Regions from separate parts of the Mus musculus genome. Here all the other regions are linked to region 1. Evidence: chromatin loops called from intact Hi-C (ENCODE). Cell type or tissue: gastrocnemius. All regions are shown on one strand.

The links. Peaks named below come from ENCODE experiments on the same cell type or tissue, not always from the same donor. Only the 100,000 strongest peaks of a DNase experiment are listed, where the experiment ranks them.
Region 2: it touches region 1 in a loop (9-fold over the local background); 36 of 42 quality-filtered maps call a loop at or near these places.
Region 3: a loop joins it to region 1, with 2.4 times the contacts of the local background. A loop is called at or near these places in 13 of 42 quality-filtered maps.

The regions. Positions count from the first base shown.
Region 1 is chr2:103,015,990-103,023,989 of GRCm38, reverse strand. It overlaps Pdhx (pyruvate dehydrogenase complex, component X), which reads left to right. Exons shown (of 11, transcript NM_175094.5): 11 at 1,721-2,935. The coding sequence ends at 1,979. Among named protein-coding and RNA genes, the nearest start is that of Pdhx, 54 kb to the left of the region's middle. In gastrocnemius, a CTCF peak has its summit at 4,652; no DNase peak of the experiment used is centred here; H3K27ac peaks cover 309 bases.
Region 2 is chr2:102,679,211-102,687,210 of GRCm38, reverse strand. The region is part of intron 1 of Slc1a2 (solute carrier family 1 (glial high affinity glutamate transporter), member 2); the gene reads right to left. It overlaps LOC115489466 (a long non-coding RNA gene), which reads right to left. Exons shown (of 2, transcript XR_003953884.1): 2 at 4,605-8,000. Among named protein-coding and RNA genes, the nearest start is that of Slc1a2, 25 kb to the right of the region's middle. In gastrocnemius, CTCF peaks have their summits at 1,441 and 4,852 (motif pointing left); DNase peaks (open chromatin) are centred at 930, 1,705, 4,838 and 5,667.
Region 3 is chr2:102,585,808-102,593,807 of GRCm38, reverse strand. Pamr1 (peptidase domain containing associated with muscle regeneration 1) reads right to left here. Exons shown (of 11, transcript NM_173749.4): 3 at 7,085-7,213. Among named protein-coding and RNA genes, the nearest start is that of Pamr1, 40 kb to the right of the region's middle. In gastrocnemius, a CTCF peak has its summit at 3,630 (motif pointing left); DNase peaks (open chromatin) are centred at 161 and 3,611.

The DNA.
Region 1 (8,000 bases):
AGGAGCCTATTGGTTTTGAAATGAGCATTCTTTTTATTAGCTTTTAGCTATCCTAAAATGACATCCACATCCTTAAGCTTTATTTTTTATTTATTTATAAATAAATAGCCATTTCCTTTCTTGTGATTATTATTATTACTAGTATTATTATTACTAGTATTTTATTATTATGCTAAATAATCTCTGTTAACATATCCATGTTGGTCTTAATCCCCATAGGGTAGGTATTATGGTCCTTTCTGGAGTGGTGCTATAAATTATGGCACCACGCACATGCTTGCCATTGTCTTATGGGGCCTATTTTTGGTGTGTGGTCGGTCCTAAAAGTGGAATTCCTGGATTCAAAGCTTTGACAGATTTTGCCAAAGAGTTTTCCAACATGGTTGCACTGATTTTCACTTCTCTCGTCATTGCATGGGGTCCCAGTGTTCTGTGTTCTTGATGACATTTTAATAGTAGGCTTTAAATTTGACCCTTACTTGGGGTTTTGTGATTAGGTGCATGCCAAGGAATAGTGCTGGACACCTTTTTAGTCTATCAGTTTTCTGGTTGTCTGGTAGTTCATCAGATGAAGGCATTGTTAAAGTCTGGCATCTGCTCTGTGAAGCCAGTGTGTAAGCCTTAGTAGCATGTTCAGATGCGCAACCCCTTTAGGATGCGGATACAGGTGGTCCCGACCCCTCGTCTTTGCCTCTGCTCGCCTGCTGATGTTTTAATGGACAGAAACTCTGCAAATGAATTTCTTTGTGCCTGAGTTTTTCCTCCTGGTTGGTGATATCTGTCCTCTGTCAGGAGCTCTGGCCTCTCCTGTGAAGCTCTTCGGGGTTGTCATGGGAGGCAGTGCCGTTCTCTTTTTCTAAAATAGGTTGCCATGTGCTGTAATTAGAAATCCTGGATCTTTCCTTCCCATAAAAACCATGAAATCAGCCCAGGACAGTACTGGAAGGTTTCTCCCCATAGCAAGGGGAAGGTGACATGGCTGTCTCACTCAGCTTCCGTGCCAAGGTTTACATTGTGTCTGGCCCTTGCTCAGTGAGCACTGAAACCCAGCTGTCAGATGTTTGTAAGGAGCCCTTCCAGCTTTGTTCACACTCAGGATTAGCTTTTCTGGCTCCACATAGTGCAACAAATTGTAGAGTCCACTTGTTTTCACACAGAGACACACAGCTTATGCTTCACTTAGATTTTGATTGGGATTCTGCATTCAGTTTGGCAACTCGGCTGTTGTTAAATGTTTCTGAGGGCTTCGGCTTCTTTCATTTGTTTTATACCTTCATAGCAGTCATAGATTTTCTTTAATTCTCCTACCTAGTATCTGTCTTTTGGCATTATGCTAAATGATACTATTTTCAGGTTTCATAGTTAAATGTTAATAAATAAAATATAATTATCTTAACCTTTTACCTGGCAACATAAGTTCACTTACTGAGTTTCTGTGCAGAACAGTAGTATTTCATCATGAGTTCATCTGTAAACCCTAAGAGCTGCATTTCTGTCCTCACTAGTCACGCCTTCCATTTCCTTTCTGGCCATATGTCACTGACGAGGACCTCCAGTTGAGTACTCCCTGTTTGATAATAGTTAGGATATTTATATATGTATGTGTGCTGACAGACATGTTCTTTGGCCTTTGAGTGGCATAGCATAAGGTTCAGTAATAAAGTCCGTATACCTAATTCGGACCACGCCGCCTTCAGCAGTGTTTTTCTCTCCCCTCTAGTATTTCCAACTTGGGGATGTTTGGCATCGATGAGTTCGCTGCAGTGATTAACCCGCCTCAGGCCTGTATCTTGGCCGTTGGGAGATTCCGCCCCGTGCTGAAGCTGACGGAGGATGAAGAGGGGAACCCTCAACTGCAGCAGCACCAGCTTATAACGGTCACAATGTCAAGTGACAGCCGAGTGGTTGATGATGAACTAGCTACCAGGTTTCTTGAAACTTTCAAAGCAAACCTAGAGAATCCCATGCGACTTGGGTAGCCTTCAGAGACCAGGCGCTTGATTGGGTGTTCAGTATGGAGTAGATGAAGTGCGTATTTATTTAAGGCGAAAGCTTTGACCTGAGCTGTCTTCCTCTCCCCTGTACATGTACTGTAGAAATGTGTGATGACAAACGGACTAATAAAGAACATTTGGTTGGTCAGATCCACTTTTAACCTCTGGTGCTGTACAGAAGGCATTAAACTAATGTAAACTACATCCTATGTTTGGTTCATTTGAAATTTTGGAATAATTGTGAATGTATGATATTGTAAAATTAAAAAAATATATAGAACTGTCCCTTAATCATATTGACGTTATAACTGGGCTTCAAAGAGATGTCTGTCTATATTGGGGCCTCTCATTTTTTATAAGCTCTTGATATACTTGAACAATTTAATATGTACAGTTAGTTTGCTCTGGATTAGTATATAAGTACATTTTATTAGGGGTTGTGACAACATTATTAAACTTTTGTGTATATAAAGCCAGGTGTCTTAGCTAGATATATTTCCAGTCTTTTAACTTTGACACTGTGAAGCTCTAAGGATACAATAGGAATGAAGACAGAGGAAGAAAAACTAAAGAGTCGTTTGTTCAGAGACCTGACCTTATAAAGTTGGGGGAGCAGCTGGGTTTGTACCTATAACCTCAGCCTTTGAGAGAGATTGAGAAAGGAGGCCCGCTTTGAGGCTAGCTGGGCTACGCGGTGAGGCCCTGTCTCACAGAGGCAGGGAGAGTGTTTTACTGGAAAAGCTGCAGTTGATCTCAAATTGAGCAGCGAGCTTTCATGCTCAGTTGGAATCTAATGAAATAAATTCTCTTAGCATACATTGTAAATTTGTATTGTTTTAAATACAGTATTGTTTGCTGAAGCATTGTAATCAAGTTTGTATTGTACAGTCAAATGTAAGAAAATAAAAAAATTCTAGTCTACTTTGATATGACATGCAAAATAGAAGAGTGGCAAACAAGCTCACCATGGTGGTTTGCGCCTATAATCTTAGTACTTGGAAGACTAAGGCAGGGTTCCCATGAGTTCAAGACTAGCCAGAGCTACAGAGTGAGATCCTGTTTCACAAGAGAGGAGACCTAGGAAGGAGAACAGATGGGAAGTAGTGCTCATCTACTCCATCAGCTGAGCCAAATTGTCCCTCATTATCAGTAACATTAGAACTGCTTCTTTCTGTTGGCAGCTCTGGCAAGATAACGATATTTAAATGAGATGGTAATGAATGGTAATTTAATTCACCAGTTGCAGAAAGTTTCTCCTTAGTGTCAGTTGACATAAATCACCAGAAAAAAGACTCCATGGTACAAGTTGTATTGAGTATGACATGATGAACTATAGCCCTAACAAAGGAGCCTTCAGAAATAATTAGTGCCCCAGTATATCTCTTGTTAAGAAAAATATTTAATTCAGTTATTCGGTTTTAACAAGCCATTTTAAAATGGACTCTTCAAACTTTTGTCAGATTAACTTAAAATTATTACCAAGCACCGTTTTCAAAATAGCTTTTACACTTGCACTACTTTCAAGTTCAGTGTGGCTGAAATGTTTTTAATACTGTGTGAGTGTGTGTTGTGTGGATGTGGATATAGACACATGTTCCCAGGTGTGTAAGGCAGAAAACAACCTTGGATTCTTGCTTTCCACCTTGTTTGATGTATGATCTCTTGCTCACTGCTGTGTACACCAGGCTAGCTCCTGGTAATTGTCTTGTCTCTGCCTCCATCTGCCTGTAAGAACAGGTAGGGTCATGGTGTCTGTCTTTCAGGGTGTTAGGTTTGCATGACGAGTGCTTTTACCCACTGAACCCTCTCCTCAGCCCCCTTTTCTAATTTTGACATCTGAGGACTTGAACATGAGACAGCCATAAGTAGCTCTTTGCTTGCGCTCTGTCTTCTGTGGGCCGGTATCACTAGCAATAATGCCTCCATTTCCTGTAGCTACAAAGGAGGTTGGTCCCCATCCAGCTTGGACAGAGGCACTGTTTATCTGAAGCCATTTATTTCAGTTCGTGGGCAACACAAACCTAGTTGCCTCCCTCTCATGGTTTCTGTGATAGTTAATAAGCAGTGTAGAAGCTTTCCCCGTTTGATCAAAAATAATTCCTCTAGCATCTCTAGCAATTAGATTCCTGTAAGCAAATTGTCATTTATGGAAATAATCCTATTGCAGCATGAGGTCAAGGAATGATCTTGATTTGAAGGAGTGTGGATACATGGTGTGAGCCATGTGTGCATCAGCAAGACTGTCCACCACCACACTCTGTTTATAACAGGCAAATATACTGAGACAAGGAAAACAACCTAAGCATGAATTATGAGGGAAAAGCATCATTCATCTTAGTGTTTAACCATTAGTCATGGAAGTATTAATGAACAGTTACCTCTGTTAGTCAGAATGGGCTGGTTTCTTTAACTACACTTCCTACTTAGTAGCTAAAAATGAGTTTGTCCACTATTTTCTGTCACATTAAAAATGTCTGGGTGCTGCTGACCAGACTTGAATGAAACATTGCCAAGTAATTTATAAATACTGTTAAGAGTGTTCACATAATATCGAATGGAACTTTTTCTTTTTCTTTTGTTTTTTACTTATTTGCACTCTGAACCTACCTTTACCAGTAATTGTTTAAGCAAAACATAAGTTCTGGAAAAGAAGCCTTGTTTCCCTACTTTGAAAGGTAGGTGGTGCTATGAGTTAATATATTGTCATCCAAATAGAGAAACTGCATGGCTTTCGGTCTCAGCTTTCAAAGACATTCTGTTCTCATGACAAGGTTGTGTCATGATGGACGCGGGCTCCCTTCGCAAAGTGAAGAAATGAACTTATGCAGATTAAAAATTACACTTGAAACAAGTGCTATGAATGGGAAGCACTGGATTTTTAGAAGGGAGTAACAATACAGAAAGACTTTAAAATTAATCTGGCCATGATTCCAAGTGGGTTACAACAAAGGATGTGGGGCAGCAGGAAACAGCTGCAGGGTTTATACTAACTGAAGTATGACTGACTCTGGATCGCCATTACCTCAGGGCTTTTAATGAAGAAGGACAAGGAAGTGTGTCCTCCATGCCAGGCTGCTGTATGTGTGTTGTGAATGCAAGGTAGGCGTGTGCTTTCGAGACAGCGCCATAAGATGAGTGGAATTCCCTCCAGGACAGTTTCTGGAGGCTCACTATTGCCACTTGAAGAGGAGTGAGGTGCTTATATGTGATACAGCAAGTAGCATGGTTTCAGGACACATCTAAACTTGTAAATAAAAGAGTGATCGTCTCATAAAGACATTTTGAATAGTTCTGCATGGTTATTTGCCTTTCTGGCATCTGCATTGGTTTTGGAAGGAGGCAATTGGAACAAAGTAGTTTATCTTCTAAGTTATAGAACAATGAGGAGCCTCTTTAATTAAAAATAGTTTAGATAAACATATTTGGTGCCCACAGAGGCCAGAAAAGGCCATTGGATTGCCTGGAACTGGAGTTTCGGGCACTTGTGAGCAGCCATGTGAGTGCTGAGAACTGATCTTGGGACCTTTGCAAGAGCAGCTAACCACTGAACCATTTCTTAAGCACCCTTAATTGAAATTTGCTAAAGTCGTTTGCAGATGAACTTTGGAAAGTTACTGTTAGTTTGTGTCTTTGATCATATAGTTTATTTTCACAAATTAGAAGTCACTTCCCTGATTTTCCAACTCTGAGCCACCTTTTTCTTTCTGAGAAAGTGAGTATTGTCAATGCTCCTTGATTTAAACTATACCACCAAGGACATAAGTTTAAGGGAAATATAGGTTTCTGTTAAAAGTTGAGAGAACATTAGGACGATCAGTCAAGATTTTCTCATCTAAATGTATTTAAATTTTTTTCTTTATGAGATTCATAGTTATTCTTGTCACAGACAAGTAGATCTTTAAAGATTTGTCTGTTGTGGCCAAATGAGATACACATTAGTCAAGCCTTTATAAAGCATAAACTGGACACAAGGTTAAGTTTTTATGTGTATGTTACACTTAAACTTTGTATAGGGTCTCAATGTATGTAGCCCTGGTTATCCAGGAACTCCCTTTGTAGACCAGGCAGACCTCAAACTCAGATCTACCTACCTCTGCCTCCCTAGTGCTGGGATTAAAGGTGTGCACCACCACCTCTTGGCCCCACTTACTTTCTATCCGTGGCCCCTCAGTCCGCTTGGCAGAGAATACTACTTATCAGGAAGCTACAGGATAGAGCTTGGTAGATGATCACCCCTCCCAGTGCCTTAGCTTCTGCTCTGTGGGAACATCCTTTTCTAAGAATTCATTTAATCTGCATGCTTGCTCATCAGGAGGAGTATTTTCTGCCTAGTGTCAGCCTAGTTTAAAATTACTAGGCTTTTGGCAGTAAGCTTATCCTGTGTCTTAATAATTCTTATCTATGGAGGAGGGGAAAGATCCTCTGTGTGGCAACTGCTTATCTTACATCATCTCTTCAGTTCTGTGTGGGAGGTGTATCTTGCTTTATAGCAGCCCTCCTTTATAGTCTTAGATAACGTGTACAGACTCAGAGACTACATGAACTGAGCTAAGCTCTAAGAGCTGCATCTGGGATTGAGCCTATATCCATGTGGTACAAAGCTTTAACAACATTACACACAACATTCTCAGGTGGACATTGGCTGAGCTCGTTCTACTGAAGTTCTTCAGCGATGTCACTTCATGTACAGTGAGACCTATAAAAAGTTTAAGTACAACATACAAATAAAAACATGTACACTTGGCTCGTATTTTCTTTGTAGTTCCTTTCTGTGTCCTGGTTAGATTGCACATGAGGTACTGAGGGATTTTTGGTTTGTTTCCATTAAAAATACATCTGTGAAGTACTAAAATCAAGAGTCATGACTTACATATAACTCCCAGTGACAGCCTTAATAAAACTGAAGCGTAAAACATTTAAGGAGGTAGTTCTTAATCTTCCTAATGCTGCGACATTTTATTAGGTTGTGACCAACCCCCAACCATGAAGTTACTTCATTGCTATTTAATAACTTTACTCCTGCTACTGTTATGAATCATAATATAAATATCTGATATGCATGATATCTGAATTGTGATCCCCAAAGGATCTATGACCCACAGTTTGAGAACCATTGATTTAGGGCTTGGTGCCTCTAGGAATAAAATATATCGATAAGCCGATGGTACTTGTGTGTGGTCCCAGCTGCAGAGGAACAGATGCGGGAAGATCACTGGAGTGCACATATTAGAGACCATCCTGGACAACAAGAGGAGAGTAACAGCAAACAAACTCATCCAGACAGAATAGCATGCAGCATTCGGGAAGAGGTGGCAAGAGGATCATGACTTGCAGGCCAATCTGGGTCTCACAGTAGGTACCATCCTGTTCTGTCTCCAGAAGGAAAAGTAATTAAAACATAAATTTAATAAAGAGCATTTTAGTTTTGAATTCTGCTCCATGTTCAGAACTCAAAAATAGTTACCTTAGTTTCAATCCCAGTTGCTCCTGTCTTCTATATGAATAACTACATTAGCCTCCAATCTTAGTCAAGGGCTAATAGCAGATTACAGAGTTCATTGACTTACCCAGACCAGATATATGCATAGCCACCAAATAAGTAAGCAGTCCTCCAGGACACAGGTGAGGGCAGGAGGCCTGGAGCACATGGTGTGTGTATTGGGCAGAGCATTAGTGGGTGATTACCAGGCCAAGTGAGGGTTGCCTTCCAGGGCTTTGCAGAACCAGCATCACTTTCTCTACTAATGAGTCATGCAGCAGCTGGACTCTGCAGTCATCTTGCTGTCTTCCATTGAAGTTTAGCCTCATGTTTATTGTAAAGGAGAAATGACAGATAAGACACTTGAGATTTGTAAAGCAGGCAGAAGAATTTAAGGGTAAATTTAAGGCTGAGTGACTGGTGGTGATGCAGAGAAGTGAAATGTCATTAATTTGAAGTAAGACATAATGGTAAAATGTTTGCGGATCTATCCCATTGTAGATGTGATGATTTTGTCAACTTGAAAT
Region 2 (8,000 bases), 340 kb after region 1:
GATGCCCAGCACACAGTAAAAAAATGATATAAAGAAACAGACTCGAGGGAGCAAAGACAGCTGACCCCAAGGGTGAACTACAGGCTCAGTGAGAGACACTGCTTCCAAAAACAAACAAAACAGGGCAGAAAAGAGTTGAGAAAGATATCTGATATGGGCCTATGCCCTCCAAATACACATGCACACCCATGTACTTACACCTGCCTATACACACACACACACAAACACACACATGAAATGAAACCAAAGTTGTACTCTATATTTTGAATGTCAACAGAAGCTGGGAATGGGGGCTTATGCCTGTAATCTCTGCACAAACGTTCCTGAAGTAGGATTGCCATGAGTCCACAGCCAGCCTGGGCTACGTAGGGAGTTACAAGCCAGCCTGGATACACAGAGACTCTGTGTCAAAGCCTTACCTCAAAAGACAGATACATCCTAAGAGATTTCATGAGCCCAATGCCAGAGGAGTATGAGGGGGAAATCATCTGAATAGCGATTGCTGGCACACGGAGGGACTTATGGGTGTGATCCTTCAAGTTCCTTGCCACTAATAAATGTTTTAACTTAAACCCATCTTATACATGTGAAAACTGAGGCTTGGAATGCTTACGTAAATTGTAGTAAAATTCTCTTGTCTGGGAAACTTAAACCCTTACTAAACTTCAATCTCTTTTATTGTTAAATAGAAACGAGGGGCAGGAATTTATTACTCAATCTGCCACACAAACACAGTGGCTTTCCTCTTCTATCGTCTTTCAGAATTAGAACATGAACTTGTTCCTGGTCAGCCAATTACTGGAGATGATGGCCTTAATCTGTGGGAGAGGGTTATCTAAGCAGGGGTGAGTCAAATCGTCAGAGGGACATCGAAAAGCAGCCAGCAGTATGCAGGGGGCCGGTTTAAACGACCTACTTCTGAAATCATGATTCAGACCTACCTTTTATGCAACTCCTAAATGCCAGGGGAACAAGGCCCTTAGCCAGCGAAGAGGAGCCAAGGTGAACGGCTGGTCCCTGCAGACCCGTTCCCCATAAGACGGAACAGCAAGGAGCACTGCTCAGCACAGTAACGACATTTTACCTCCTCCTGAAAACACCAAGTGTGCTTATTAACTGTGTGCTGGACAAAGCTCATTAATAATTCACTTTAGGATGATTGACAGGAGAGTGTTTGGCTGCCATGGTAACAACAGCAAGAAGAGCTGTTTGCTTGCTTTAAAACAACTATGTAGAGCATCTGGGATTCTTTTTTTTTTTTTTCATGAATGTTGAGTTCCTGAAGAGACTGTGCATGTGTGTGAGTGAGTGTGATAGTGATAGATGGAGAAGATATATCTTTAAACTGTAGTCTAGGAACTACTAAAGGGCAGGACATTATAACAGGGAAGGCAAGTGTCTTTCTCAGCTTCACACTGCACCCTTCTGGAAGGAAAAGGAAGTAACAGAAATGCATCCTATTACTGGATGAAATTAGCTATGTTTTTTATGAAACTTTAACCATATAAAGAAATCACATATAAAGCATGCGTAATGTTTTCCTTCATTTACTTAATATTTATTTCCAGTTCTATAAGTGCTTGTGTGTCGTGTGTGTCTTTGTGTGGGTGTGTGCACATGGGTGTCGATGTCCGTGGGAGCCAGAGGCATCGTAAGTCCTGGGGCAGGAGGCTGGGACCCTCCTGAGGGGGTGCTGGGACCTGAACTGCCTGTGTTCTAGCCATTTCTGACCTTATTGTTTATGGAACTACAAGATGACATTAGAGGCTCTTCTTTGCACCATTCTGGGTCCCGCTGGCCTCCCCCCATAGGAAGACAGATGCCTTCTTCGTGGTGAGCTGACAGGATAGGGACTGTGTTTCCCAGCACAGGACATGCCTGACGCTCCACATGTTTCTCAGCACGTGATGCTCCCAAGATGCTCAGAAATCAGGATCTCTACAGCCTTGGTTCCCTAGGATCAAATCTTTCAGGCCACACCTTTAGGCTCATGAACCTAAGTCACTGGTTGACTCAGTTTTCCATTAGGGTGTCTAGGAGGACAGTGAAGTGTATAGGAAGGGGCTATTCCGGCTGCCTTCAGCACTCCAGGTGTCAGTTTGTGTTCTGTCAAGAGTGACATTCACAGCTTGAGATGTTGATTTGTATTTTTAAATGGCCACTGTGACACTCGGTAACTGGTTTAGTTATACACATTCATTTGGACAGTGGGTAACACTGCCCCTACCCCAGCAGAGCCTGGAGTATGGGGTTGGGGGGAGAGAGCAACTGAGCCTCTCTTAAAACTCAGTAAACAACACAGAAATAACTTCTTAAGGAATTTCACACTTTTGCCACCAGGAGGAAAACATGTGATCTCTTTCTTACTGTGACCTCGAGCACACACTCGAGCACACACACACACACACAACACACACACACACACACACACACACACACACACACGTACATGTACCCTTGGATGTGAAGGAAGCAGCCCCTCCCTTTCCACATATGGGGTACACTGGTGCTTCCTTTTCCCTCATCCAAAAGCGCATGCTGCCTGTTTAGATATACTGTCTGTACAGCATATCACTGATAAAATTTAATTTCTCAGTAATGCACACTATAAGATCCACAGCAATAACTACAACAATACAGAGCAATCAGAAGAACATACTCTAATAAAGGGCTCTTCCCTCACCCTCAATCTGAGGAACAACTGTACTCTGATAGTTTGTTAACGGTTTTGTTTTGTTCTTGCTTTTGCAAGGAGATCCATCCTAGCACCACTCTCTTCCACAGTCTGGGGACCTGCACTTTGAGACGCACTAGCTGGAGCATGCTCTCAAACACTGTGTAAGGAGAGGAAACATGCTAGAGGTTGAAAGCACACAGAAGATTTTGAAAATAATACCAAAAATAGGTCAGGGGCTGGGGAGGCGTCCATCATGGTGGGTAGAGCACTCACTGAGCAAGCACGGGGACCAGCCTGTGGATCCCTAGAATCCACAGAAAAGCCAGGAGAGTGTGGTAGCCATTCTGTAATCCCAGCTCCGGAGGGAGAGACAAGGAACCACCTGGGGGGGGGGGCATTCAGGCTGGCCAGACTGTCCAAGACAGCAAGCTCTGTGTTCAGAGAGAGACCCTGCCTCGATATATAAGATGGAGTAGAGGAAGAGCCTCAAGCCTCTCCACATGGGCATACACAGCTGCACAGACATGTGCCGACACACAAGCAAGCACTCGTACACATACATATACGTCCCCCGGAGATAAAGCAAATAAAAATGCCCTGAGGTAGACAAAATACACTCTCGGAACTAAATTCATCTCTTCTTTCTTTTATCTTTACTACTATGGTTATGAGAAAAATCAATATTATGCATGTGACCCAACTGTATATCTATGAGAAAGAAATGATGTTTTTAATTGTCAGTTTTATATTCTGTGTACACAGTACTGGATTACATAATGACATTTCATGCAAGTCTATTTTATTGTTTGGTAGATTCCCTTCATAGCACCTCTCTCCCCCTTCTCACCCCCACCTCCTGTTACATTCCTTTATTCCCTGAGGTAGTTTTATTTCCACTTTTATGTTATGCATACAAAGATGTCTCTATATAAAATCTGGACACTACACTTGAGAACAAATACTCTATCTGTCTTTCTGAGACTGAATTCCTTTACTTAGCAAGGTTAGATCCAGTTGTATCCACAGCATCAGCCTACCATGGTCCAATATGGCCTGTCAACTGTTTATGTAAATGAAGTTCCCAGAAATCAACTTATCTGAGATTACTCATCTGGTCACCAGAAAACAGAATCAGAGTCTGTTTCAATACATACATGAACATGTGTTCAATACATACATGAACATCTGTTCAACACATACATGTTCAGGTACATACACAGACACACACATAGACACACACGGTTACTGGGTTACATACACAAATAAAACATTAGTCAGTCTCAGCAAGGCCTGAGACACCATTTCTACCTCAAGCACACTTTCCCAAAACTCTACTCACTCACCCTATCTAGATATTGGTGCAAAAAAAGTGCATGCCTCTAACTACCACCCACATAAGCACCAGCTACCCCAGAAAGAAAGGGGGACAGGTGTGGATTCCCCTAAAAGAGAATCAGATCTTCCAGAGAACTGAAGGGCGTAAATTGTTCTTCCACTTCAGGTAAAACTTCAGCATGCCTTCTCCTCAGCATGCCAGTAAATGCTGCCCTTTGGAGCACATTCTCTCCCTCTTTCACCCTCCTTGGTCAAAGTAGAAGATGTCTACACCCGTCCAGAGTCACATCAAGGATTTTCCTTGAGAGGTCTTGGTTTCTGTATTCAACCCTCAAATCTTAGGGCTTCAATCTCAGATATCTCAATTATTCAAAGTGACTTTGGAAACAGTGTATGGGAAAGGTTTTCTGGGCTGTTTTAAAAAGAGAGACTTGATAAGATAACAATATCTTATCAAGTAACAATTACTCATAACCCTGTGTGTGTGTGTGTGTGTGTGTGTGTGTGTGTGTACCTATACATGTACACATTAAACACAGTTCTCAAAGGGTGAATAGGATTATTTTTGCTTACATCTACTTTAATTTTTTTCTATTGTGAAAAGTCATTTGCTTGTATAATTTTTCTGTTCCTGGTTGGAAAGAGCTCTGTGAAGAGAGTCTGGGGGTAGGGGGAGGTGTTGAGTCCATTGCCAGGCTCCCACTGACTTCTATAGGAAGACACATGACATGACTTCAGGCTAGTATAAAAGTAAAACTGTGATGGGTTGAGGGTCAGTTGCAGAGGTTAGCTAGCCAGCTCTGAGCAAAAGAGAGTCTGCAGCGCCCCCCGGTGTCAGGGCAGTGGAAGTCCCAGGCACAGGCAGAAGAAGCAGGATTCTGCGCATCTCAGGAGAGCAGGCCCTGTGGGCAGCCCCGTGGAACAAACTAGGTTCCCAGTGCCAAGGAGCAGTTAAAGCCTTCTTGAGTTTGTTGTTCATATTTCTTCTTGCCAGATACGACATCTGAAAAGCCCATGTCCTGTCCTTTGGCGGCTCACAGAAAGGGCCCAATGTTCTCACACTCACTTTTTCCCCAAGAGAGCAGAGGGTCTTGGGAAAGCCTACTGAGGGGCTCCCCTGGTCCCTTCAGTGTCGGGACAGCCTTGGCGTCTGCAGAACCTCCTTCTCGAGAAGATTCAGAATCAGTGAGGTGCACACATATTTGCTTGGAGGGAGAGGGTAATAAATATATCATTGACAAGGGTTGAAAGCTGTTTACTTCTGGAGGGCTCAATTGTGCGTGTTTTGGGACAATAGAAGCATCATTGGGTTTAAGCAGTAATAAGCGATAAGTTAAATCAGCCACCTTTTCTAAGCACTTTTGTGTTCCAGCACAGGTCAAAATGACAGGTAGCTAGTATTTCATGCCCCAAGGCAGCCGCCATTACTCCTAATGTATAGTAACCTTATATGAGGAGCCTGCATTTCCATAAGGCCAAATCATGTGTCCAGGAAGTACCTTGCCCTGTATTCGAACATCTTGAGGTTTGTCATTGGCGGCAGCTGTCTTACACTAAGGCTTAGGTCAGAGTAACATGTCATGGAGCAGAAAACCCAGGCTGCATTCTCTGGGCACACAGGCTGTGACGCTGTGTGGCTGCCAGATGGTGAGTAGCCGACTGTCATCCAGAAGCCCCATCTCTAACACCTAGCAGAGGGCCAGCCGATCTGCAAGCATCTGTGAAGTGAATAGCGGGTGCCACATTTTATTGCCACCTGAGTGATGCATGTTACACTCCAGGAGGGTTCTCTGTGTTTACAGCCCCCACATGCAAGGCATCCGCAGTTTCTGATCTCCCTCCAATGCTAATTAATAATTGGGGTCCTTCCCTGATCACTTTAAAGGCAGATGGCTGAAGATGTGGTCCCCAGCGTGCACAGCCCATCTAAAGGACTCTGATAGCCCAGCTCCTCAGTCCTTTCTACAGATTCACTGTTCCAGACAGGGAAGGGAAGCCAACTCCCAAACCTGAGTTCATAATTAAGCCTTGAATCAGACTGGACTTTGGCAATGAGCAGAGGACATCCAGACAACAAGTGAAAGGACATTTTACACACAAAAAGAACAGTCACCCACCACTTCCCCTTCCAACCTGAATACATGCTCCTAGATTTTTTTATCTTCCCTAGAAAAATAACCAAATTTAGGAATAAACCAAAAAGGGAAATGGAGATGCCCTTTGAAGTAGAGTGAGATTGATGCCCAGTTTGCCCTCAGTGAAGTAACACTGGCATCTGACCATTCAGTCAATATGCCTGATAAATGCACATCACAGCTTACACAAGACTATTGTGAATGTGCTGAGACCTTTTACAGTGGCCTACACTTGGGGGAACTCATCCGAAATAAGGCCTATTCTAAAATCGTGTTGAATGTCTTATATAACTTATTGTCTACTGTACTAAAAGGGAATAGCAAAATCAGCATGAGTGTACTCTTACCATCATGAAGACAATACTCGCAAGTCAAGACATCTTAAGTCGGAGACCATCTGGTTACTTGAAATGGACCAAGCACCCTCCCATTCACTTGACCGTGAACCTTCTGTGAGTGTTCCCTCCCTTGGCTTCATTCTAACTCTCTTTCCAATACTTCTTCTTGACCCACTGAAAAAGAGTCACTTCCATTCCAAGATCAACCTTTTCTTTTTTCCTCAAAAGGCAGACTATTTTACTTCCCCCTGCTCAGGTAGCCCCATTGTCCTGGCTTTCTTAGGACATTTGCAGCACACATTTTATAGATACCCTGTCCCTGATGTAATGTCAGCTGACATAGAGTGACCAAAGTCACATTCAGGTCTCCGAAGCCTCTGTGTGCTGTGCAGGCATCACAGGAACAGGCTGCTTGCTTTCAGCATCCACACCCTCGTTCCTATGGATGGTGAATATGCAGAGAGGAATGCTTGAACTTGAACATGCAGATGTGCAGAGGTACCTTAAAAATACACCAAATACCTGAAAGTTCAAATAGCTAACTGAATTCTCCTGGTTGAAAACAACAACAATAAAACCTAACTTCAGCTCGAAGACTGTGAACTTTGTCCTATTTAAAATGCCTGTGTGATCTAGCAATAACTGACCAGATGGGCAGATGCCTGCTTGTCCCTGAAGAGTGCATCCTATAGTCTTACCTTCCCTTGATTCCATGGATGCTGCAAGGTTGTCAATCCACTGGCCAAGAGCAGATGGAAAACCAAGTAAATTGAAAGCCAGAGATTGGGTCAGTCTCTTAGGAGTGACCACTGCCATTTGTCCCTGGGCTTGGAGAACCCCAATACTGTGTTTCAATTTTGTTACATAAGAAGCCATTGGTAAAGGAGGAAAGGGCTTTGCCCAAAGGCGTGGCAACTCTTTATGAAGCCCAAGTAACTCAGATGGAAGTTACATTGTCTGTGGAAAGTATTCCTCCCCTTTGTGGGCTTAGAGGGTACCCTGCCCCTAATGACCACTCACTTCCCTCTGAACCTGGCATCTTGTGGGAAGTGACAGTTCCAGAGAGCAAGTGAGAGGGACGCTCTCACGGGGAGCAAAGTCAGCCTGTGCCTCTGGCTGCATCCCGCACAGCGATTAGCCCTGACTTCAAGAGCAACCCGATCTGAACAAGTATGGACTGTTCCTGAGCAGTTAGGACACTGGGATCATGTCACATGTCATGGCAGCTCCTCTTGGAAAGACCAGAGGAGAGGCCTCTGACCTGTGACGAAGACAGGGCTCAAGCCAGGCACTCATATTGAGTTATCTCTCAGGAGACCGCCCATAAAAAAAAAAGCTTCCAAGTTGTTTTGTTTTAAACACTGAAACCAGCTAGGTTTATAGTTACCATTATTATGTTATTTTATTTGTCTTTAATAGAATCTGTACATTGGCATCATACCTGTATGTGTGAGGCTGGGAAGCAAAGGGAACCTAACTCTTCCATCTCACTCTGTGACTAGGGCAAGATGCGCA
Region 3 (8,000 bases), 430 kb after region 1:
TGTCCCCCGACCCCTACCCAACCTTCCTTCTTCCTCTGATCCTCCTCGTCTCAAATTTTTCTCTTAGTCATCTCTGGATATGACTCGTGTGTTTGCCTGCACACACATCATCGTGGATGCTCTAGCCCTCGAACATTTGGGGGCATGGCTCACAGCCAGTTCTTCTGCTCCTCTGCCTCTGTCCAAACACAAGTAAGAAGATAAACGTATTAGGGGCCATAATCTCTCTCTATAAATCCTCTCATATGGGTTGCTTTCCTAACCTCTTTAGATCCCCAGTATCCTTCAGGGGTTGAAGCTTCAGAATCCCTGTGGTATTGGCTACGATGTCACACAGTAATATCCTCAGGGCTGTGGGTCCTCCTGAAGCTCATGTGGGGGAGCCAGGAGAAGCCTGAGGGCCACATTAAGTAAATACCATTTTTAGATGAAACTAGCTCCCTGTCCCTCGTCCTGTATAAAAATCAACTCCAAATAGATCTAAGATCTTAATGTAAGGCCTAAAACTCTGAATGTATTAAGGAAGGTAGGAAAATGATTCAAGATACAGGAATGGGCAAAGACTTTCTGAATGAGACTAAAGTCACTCCGGAAACAATGGCAACAGTTGGCAAACAGGACTTTGTGACATTAAAAACTCCTGCACAGCAAAGTAAATAGATAATCAAATGGGGAAGAAGTCTACAAAATGGTAGGAAAATCTTAAGTAGCTATATGTCTGAGATAGGATTAATATGTAGAATATACAAGGAACTCAAAAATTAAACCGTAAGAAATTGTACAACCCAATTAGTAAATGGGCTAATGAAATGGACAGTTTGCAAAAGATAAAACAAAAATAGCCAATAAACATGTGAAAAAAAAGTTCATGCTTGTTGTCCATCAAAGAAATATAAATTCAAACTACGTTAGGATTCCTTCACATCCCAATTAGAATGGCAGTCACTAAAAAATATGAATCACTATGAATATTGGCAAGAATTAGGGCAAAATGAAACCCTTATACACTGCTGGAGGGGAAATAAGCAAGTCTGGTTATTATGAAGTTTCCTCAAAAAAACAAAAAACAAAAACAAAACAAGACCCCAAGCTAGCACCACATGACCCAGTTCTTTCACTCATGGGTCTTCCCCTGAAGGTTGCCAAGCCAACACACAGCAGAGGCACTTGCACATTGACATGTATTGCAGAACTATTCACAATGTCTAAGTTATAGAACCAACCTAAGTGTCCAACAGCAAGGCAATGGCTAAGGAAATGTTACCTATATACTCGGAAATTTTCAGCGCTAAAGAACAAAGTTGAATTTGCAAGAAAATGGGTACAACTGGGGATGATGGTATTAAACACATTAGGCCAGTCTGAGGAAGACAAATATCACATGTTTTCTCTAAGATGTGATTGGCTCCTACATTTTACATAAATATATAAAAATCATGTATGTATATATGATGTGGAAGTAGAAGCGAAAGGGGGCTGATGGAAGATGAAGGTGAGAAAGTGGGGGTGGGGCTATGGAGAAAATATGCTCAATGTACAGTGTTGTGCACAATTGTCCTTAGGTAACGTGGTACCATGTACAATGAATATATACAATGAAAATTAAATTTAAGAAGAGAACCAAAACATCTGACCTCCTCCCACAAAAAAAAAAAAAATCTCATTCCAGAAACCAGCCCTGGAGGTCATCAGGACAGCTCCACAAAGGAAGTCAATTTTTTTCATGTGGGCACATGGGCTGGCAGATGTCACTACAGTGAACAAATGTGCGACGGAGATGGGGAAGATGGGAGCAGAGCAGTGCTCGCACTGTGGAGAGAGGCAGAACTGGAGATGCAATGACAGAGGCAGGTATGAAAGAGGGCTGGGGTTGACAGTGGATCAGGTTGTTGCCCATGAAGTGGCAGGATGGCAAGAAGCAGCCTGGGGCTCACACAGATGCAGCTCCGCCCTAGAGCATACCACCCAGCTGCAGGATCTCCCTGGCTCTAGGCAATGATGGAGACCGAAGGTGAACAATGGTTCACTTTCTGGATTAGACCTCCTCCAAGGGTCACCATAGTCCATGATGCTGCTGAAGCCTACATGTGGGTCCTACCACCAGGGGCTGTGTCTATGGTCTATGCTGTCACCAGAAAACACAAGGAAGCCCATGATCTGAGCTCCAGATCAAAGAGCAAGGAAGCTACTTTGGCAGTGATGTTGGTGGCTGCAGGCACTCAGTTGAAAAAGAGGAAGATGGAAGGCTTCTGGGATACCCCCTACTCAGGCCCCAACCCCCTCCCTGAAAAGTAACAGCCTAAAAAGGAAGCCACCAAGAGAACTCTTTAAAGTGTGACAAGGATGCTGGAGAATTGCTCCCACAATCGATGGCTTCTGGTTGAGGTGCAGGCAGAAAGGTCTCAGTTTTCTTTAGAGAGTAGGCTGCTGGGAGTTTGATCATGTTCCAGTAAGTCTACGGACAACACAAATTAGACTTGTTCTTTGTTGCTGTTGTTGTTGGGGAGTCACAGTGGGGTACAGATATGGAAGGAATGGGAAGTGAGTGTGATTGCGGACTATGATGTGAAATTCTCAAAGAGTCAATAAAGAGAAGCCAACTCTGCAGTCTAAAGAGCTCTGATATCAGCCTTGCTCTTGACTTTAGACACCAGCACCTCAAATCGCAAGCACTTAGTCACAGCCCTGAGTGCCACCATTGAAAGAAACTCAGAGTCACAGAGAAGTTGCTGGTTTGAGGACCTGGGAAAGAAGTACAGGTGAACTCAAAATGCTTATGAGGAGTGAAAAGGAGGAGGGAGGGGTGCTCAAAACCAGTGTGACGGTGGTTTTTAAAGTCTTCACTGGCCAAATCTGAGGTTCAGAAAGAAAAATTAGGCATCATGAAATACAGCTGTCATTCCAACACTTGGAAGGATGAAGCAGAAAGACAGAGGCCTCCAGGCCACAGTGGGCTACATCCTGAGACCCTGTCTCTCAAGAGGAAAACACAGGAAGGAGAGATTATGCTAACATCATAAAACACAAAATATTAACATTTGTAGTATTAAAAAGAGAAAGAATGTTACGTTTTGTAAAGTGATAATTGGTGAATCCAAGTAGACAGCATGGACACAGAGAGTTCTTTCAACCCTGTAGACTTGAAATTATTTTAACTGAAACATTGAGAAAGTACAAAGAAATAGATCTTTCTTTTAGTAATATAGCACCCATGGCTCCCAGCACAGATAGTTTTGAGACCATCAAACTATCTGTCCTAATGCAGAAAGATGAAAATGATCCAAGTCTCTGGGTTCTAGACTTAGGCATGCAGGTACTCTCCTGGAGACTAGAATCTCATAACCATGGATGAAACGATCACATACTGACTGTTACGACTGTAAGGAGGTGCCAATATCATCAAAAGTACAGACAGTAACAAATTAAGGTGCTGTTCTGTCTCTCTAGTTCCAAATGTCTGAGCCTCTCAGTGTTGACCTGCCTTCCCCCTTTCCTGCTAAGATTCTACATGTTACTCAGGAAGGGAAATGGAAAGTTTCCCTACAGGAAAGAAGCCCTCCTCCTTCAGGAGAAAGGACAGGCAGGAAAGGATTGTTTGAGCGCCATCTACTGGGAAAATAGTGGTACAGCCTTGCAGCACCTGTATTGTGCCCCAGCTAGAATAGGACCACCCAAGTATGGTATCCCCTCTTCACCTTCACAGAAGGCAGTATAATGGCCAACTCCAGATAAGCATTCAGCAGACAGACAAATGCATTGCTTCTTCCCCTGAATTTGCTTTGAATTTACATAGGCAACAAGTACCTAAGAACATGAAACTGCTGTCGTCTTGGGTTTGACCTTGTTTCCACAGATGGACTTCATTCTCCTTGAGGGTTCATTGTAATCCGTGATGACCAGACTGGGCTTCCATAAGAAATGCACCATTTGTACTTGCGGCTGTGATGGCATACACTGTGTGGAATGAGGCTTTCAAAACAGGCAGAATGCAATCAGAGCCTCCCATGTGTCCCAGACAGAATGGGATGCAGAGAGGAATCTGGCCCTTCTTCTGTTTGTTTACTTCACGGAATGGACTGCTCTCCAGGTTTGTTTTTACTTGGTCTTGTTGTTTTTATCTTCCTTTGCTGAATGGCAGGCTCTACCATGAAAGAGACCGGCTGCCTGCTTGTCGTTATGTGTCCAGCACCTGGGGTGCATTCCTTTGAATGAATGTACCATCTGATAAATAATACCACAAACTTCCTACTTATCCTGTCTAATGGGATCGGTATCTTCTCTGAGCTAACTCTGTTGTCCTGAAGAAAGCTCGACTTTTAGAGTGGTGCCTTTGGCAACCCAACAAGTCAGACTCTGCAGCCAGCTTTTATACTGAAGCTCAACCCAGCACACAACTGACAGAGACTTTAGGAAAGCCATGCATGGGATATCTCTGGCTACCTGCTATTCAGACGAACTTGAGGTCCCTCGCTATACTTCTAGCGTGTCAATGAGTGGTATCTTGCTCTTTAAGCTCCTCTCATCACTTGCTCTTTCCTCTCACCTAGCCACTGAAGTAGCATTCCTAGCTATGACCTTTGCACACGGCACTGGCTCCACTTCAATGAGCCTTTGATATATTGCTAGAATTACCTGTCAGGTGTCACTTTTCTGGCCTTCTGGGTTAGTTTTTGTCAGCTTGACACAAACTGAAATCAGTTCTCCTAACTTTGCAACAGACAGAGACCACTGCAAAAAATCACAGCTAACCAGAATGTAGTTCCAATAGATAAATTTACAGAATATTTCTGTACCTAAAACTCAGGAACATTATAGAGGAGGGGGCAGAAAGATCATAAATGCAAGAAGATCAGGGAGTTTGTTTGGAAATTGTGTCTCCTAGCAATATCAGAAGCTACTATTAAGTCCCATGCACGACTGCACGAGCTGAGTGAGGATGACATCAGTGGACTGGATGCCAAACTGGATGAAGAAAGGTCCACAAGGCTCAGCCATACACAAGGAACTCTAAAAAACAGAGGAATGCCAGGAATGGAGGAGGTGCTCGTCCCCAGGGAAGAGCACACCAATTAGTTGTTCAAGGCCAAATGGTCATCCCTGAAAATATACATATCATTATGTATATATAACATTATCCAGACTGAAGAGGTTATATTTAGGAATTAGATGTGTGTGTGTGTGTGTGTGTGTGTGTACATACATGCTTATGAATCTCATGTGTATGGATATCAGAGCAGCTTGAATGTCATTTCTCAGATATTTTCTATCTTTGTTTGCTTGTCTGTCTGTCCTGGCTGTTTGTTTGTTTGTTTGTTTGTTTGTGTCTATGCTTGGCCTGACACTCACCAAGTTGATTAAGCTTGGCCATCCACAATCTCCGTGATCCACTTGTCTCCAACTCCCCCTGACCATCATGCCCAGCTCTTTACATACGTGCTAAAGACCAAACCTGGGTCCTCATGCTTACGTGGCCAGCACTTCACTAGCTGAGCTCAATTTCCAGAACCCCACATCTCTCCTAATCTATTACTGAAAGCAGTTTTGTATTTGGACTTCCTACCATCTTATCAATTAGAGGTATATGGAAAACAAGTCAATATATCACTTCTGCACATAACATTGGGCTTTCACTATCTCTAAGCAAAGCACTAAATACTTCAGATGTACTTATCACACTTATTCAGTGCCATAGGATAGATAGCATTCTATAGTTTGTACCCTGATCATTGTTTTCTCCCACCATCGCATAGAGTAGCTGCCAAGGTGAAAAGCAGGTTATATCACACAGCTAACCAGCCTGGTTAAAAAAAAATCTACAAAGCCCCAAATTAAATTTCCTGGAATCCAATTAAAGTAGCACAGAAAATTTAAATCAGCAGTAGAGACCAGCACTTTAAAATTTACCCACCTTCTAGAACTGTTGTATTCACTCTGGAATATAAACTAACCCTTCTCTTCCTCTGGGTTTGGTGGAGTCTTAAAACTACTAGCATCTGGCTACAGATTAGGTCCAGTGGTTGGGACAGCATCACTATAAACAAAGTCTCTGTAAACTAGGAATGCCATTCACAGAAGTAAAGCTGATCACCCTGACAGCTTCTGACCCCACTAAGAAACAAACAAAGCAGATTTGCTGAAGTCCCACCACATGGGCCTGGCCATGGATACAGGCTCTCAGGAAACATCCTAGGCTAGCCATGAGGAGCATCCTGGACTGAGGGAGGTACCAGATTTCCATTCCAAAGCTCTTTCAAAGAGCTTTGAAGCTCAGAGAAGAATAACAATGACTAATCCTCTGAGATCAAGTACTTTCCAGAAGAATTCCCTTCCTGGGTAAAATGGTGTCCTAGCAGTTTATGTGGTTTCAAGAACTTAACCCAGGAGTTAAGAAATGTATCAAAGAAATTTCTATTTTAAATACATTACACAAGACAATAGTGAACCCTATTTCACTATCTGCTGATCAAAGCCACCTCAAAGTTGAATATCCATTATGGCACGCGAGTGTGTGTGTGTGTGTGTGTGTGTGTGTGTGTGTGTGTGTGTGTGTGTGTGGTGTGGTGTGAGTGTGTGTGTGTGTGTGTGTGTGTGTGTGTGTGTGTGTGTGGTGTGGTGTGAGTGTGTGTGTGTGTGTGTGTGTGTGGGGGGTGTGTGTGTGTGTGTGTGTGTGTGTGTGAGTGTGGTGTGAGTGTGTGTGTGTGTGTGTGTGTGTGTGGTGTGAGTATGTGTGTGTGTGTGGTGTGAGTGTGTGTGTGTGTGGTGTGAGTGTGTGTGTGTGTGTGTGGTGTTAGTGTGTGTCTGTGTGTGTGTGTGTGTGTGTGTGTGTGTAAGTATTTGGCTCTATTTGAGCAAAAGGTGAACTTGAGGTCAAGATAAGGAAGCTTCTAGAAACACAATCCCAAACATATGTCCACTATCCACCCTGGATAGATAGAAATCTATCTTTGTTTTGATAGTCCTATCTCTAGCCACGTGCATTCCAAAACTGAGATTCCAACAAGGTAAACATGAGTTGCATTCTAAGCTGAGACTTGGATGCTAAACCAAGCCAGAGCTTGTGCATGTGCACAGGGGGTCTACTTACGCATGCAGTCTCCTCCGTACCAGCCTGCCCTGCACTCTGCGCAGTAGAATCCCTTCACGTAGAAGTCATCCAGAGTTCCGCCCCAGGAGCCATTGCGGCAGCTCTTGCAGTTTTCAAAGATGGTACAACCTGAAACATTCCAAACTGTTAGTCTACACATTTTCAGATTTTTACTTTCTAAGGAGGCAAACTAAGTCTCTCTGCACAGCCCCATCTCTGCCCTGGTATGTAGACCTGGAAAAATATCAATGATCTTAGGTGAACCTGCTCATACCAAGGAGCAGGAGGTTCACCCAGATTCACGCAAGGAGTACGGAAGGGGATTTGAACATTGATGATCAGTTATGGTTTTGTAGAAAGTAATACAAATTAGTTTGTAGTGAATGATGGAATCCAGCTAGCGTGGTACTAGTTTTTATTGTTTACAAATTTCTTTCATGTTTGTTGTATAATAGAAAATTGAGATAAACAAAACAATTTACTTTTTAAAAATGTTATCTGGAGGATGCTGTTCGCACTCTTTCTTATACCTGATGGCTGGGAACAAAATCCAGGTTCTGTGTTCAACTCCCTGAACCCAGGTTTTAAAAAAAAAATCTACGCATAATGGCATAAATTTGTAATCCCAGTTTTGCAGAGGCGTAGATGGGCAAACCTCAAGAATCACTGGCCAGCCAACCTAAACTACTTGGCAAGTTCCAGGCCAGTGAGGGACCAATTGGCCATGTCTGAGGAATGACGGCCAATGTTGTCCGATAGCCTCCACACACATATGAACGCATGCACACACACACACACACACACACACACACATCACCTGTATATAAATGCACATACAAAAATTAGTCTTCTGCTGTCTACTATGCATTTTGTTTTAATCATTCATTTACTAATGACAAATGTGTTTCTATACATA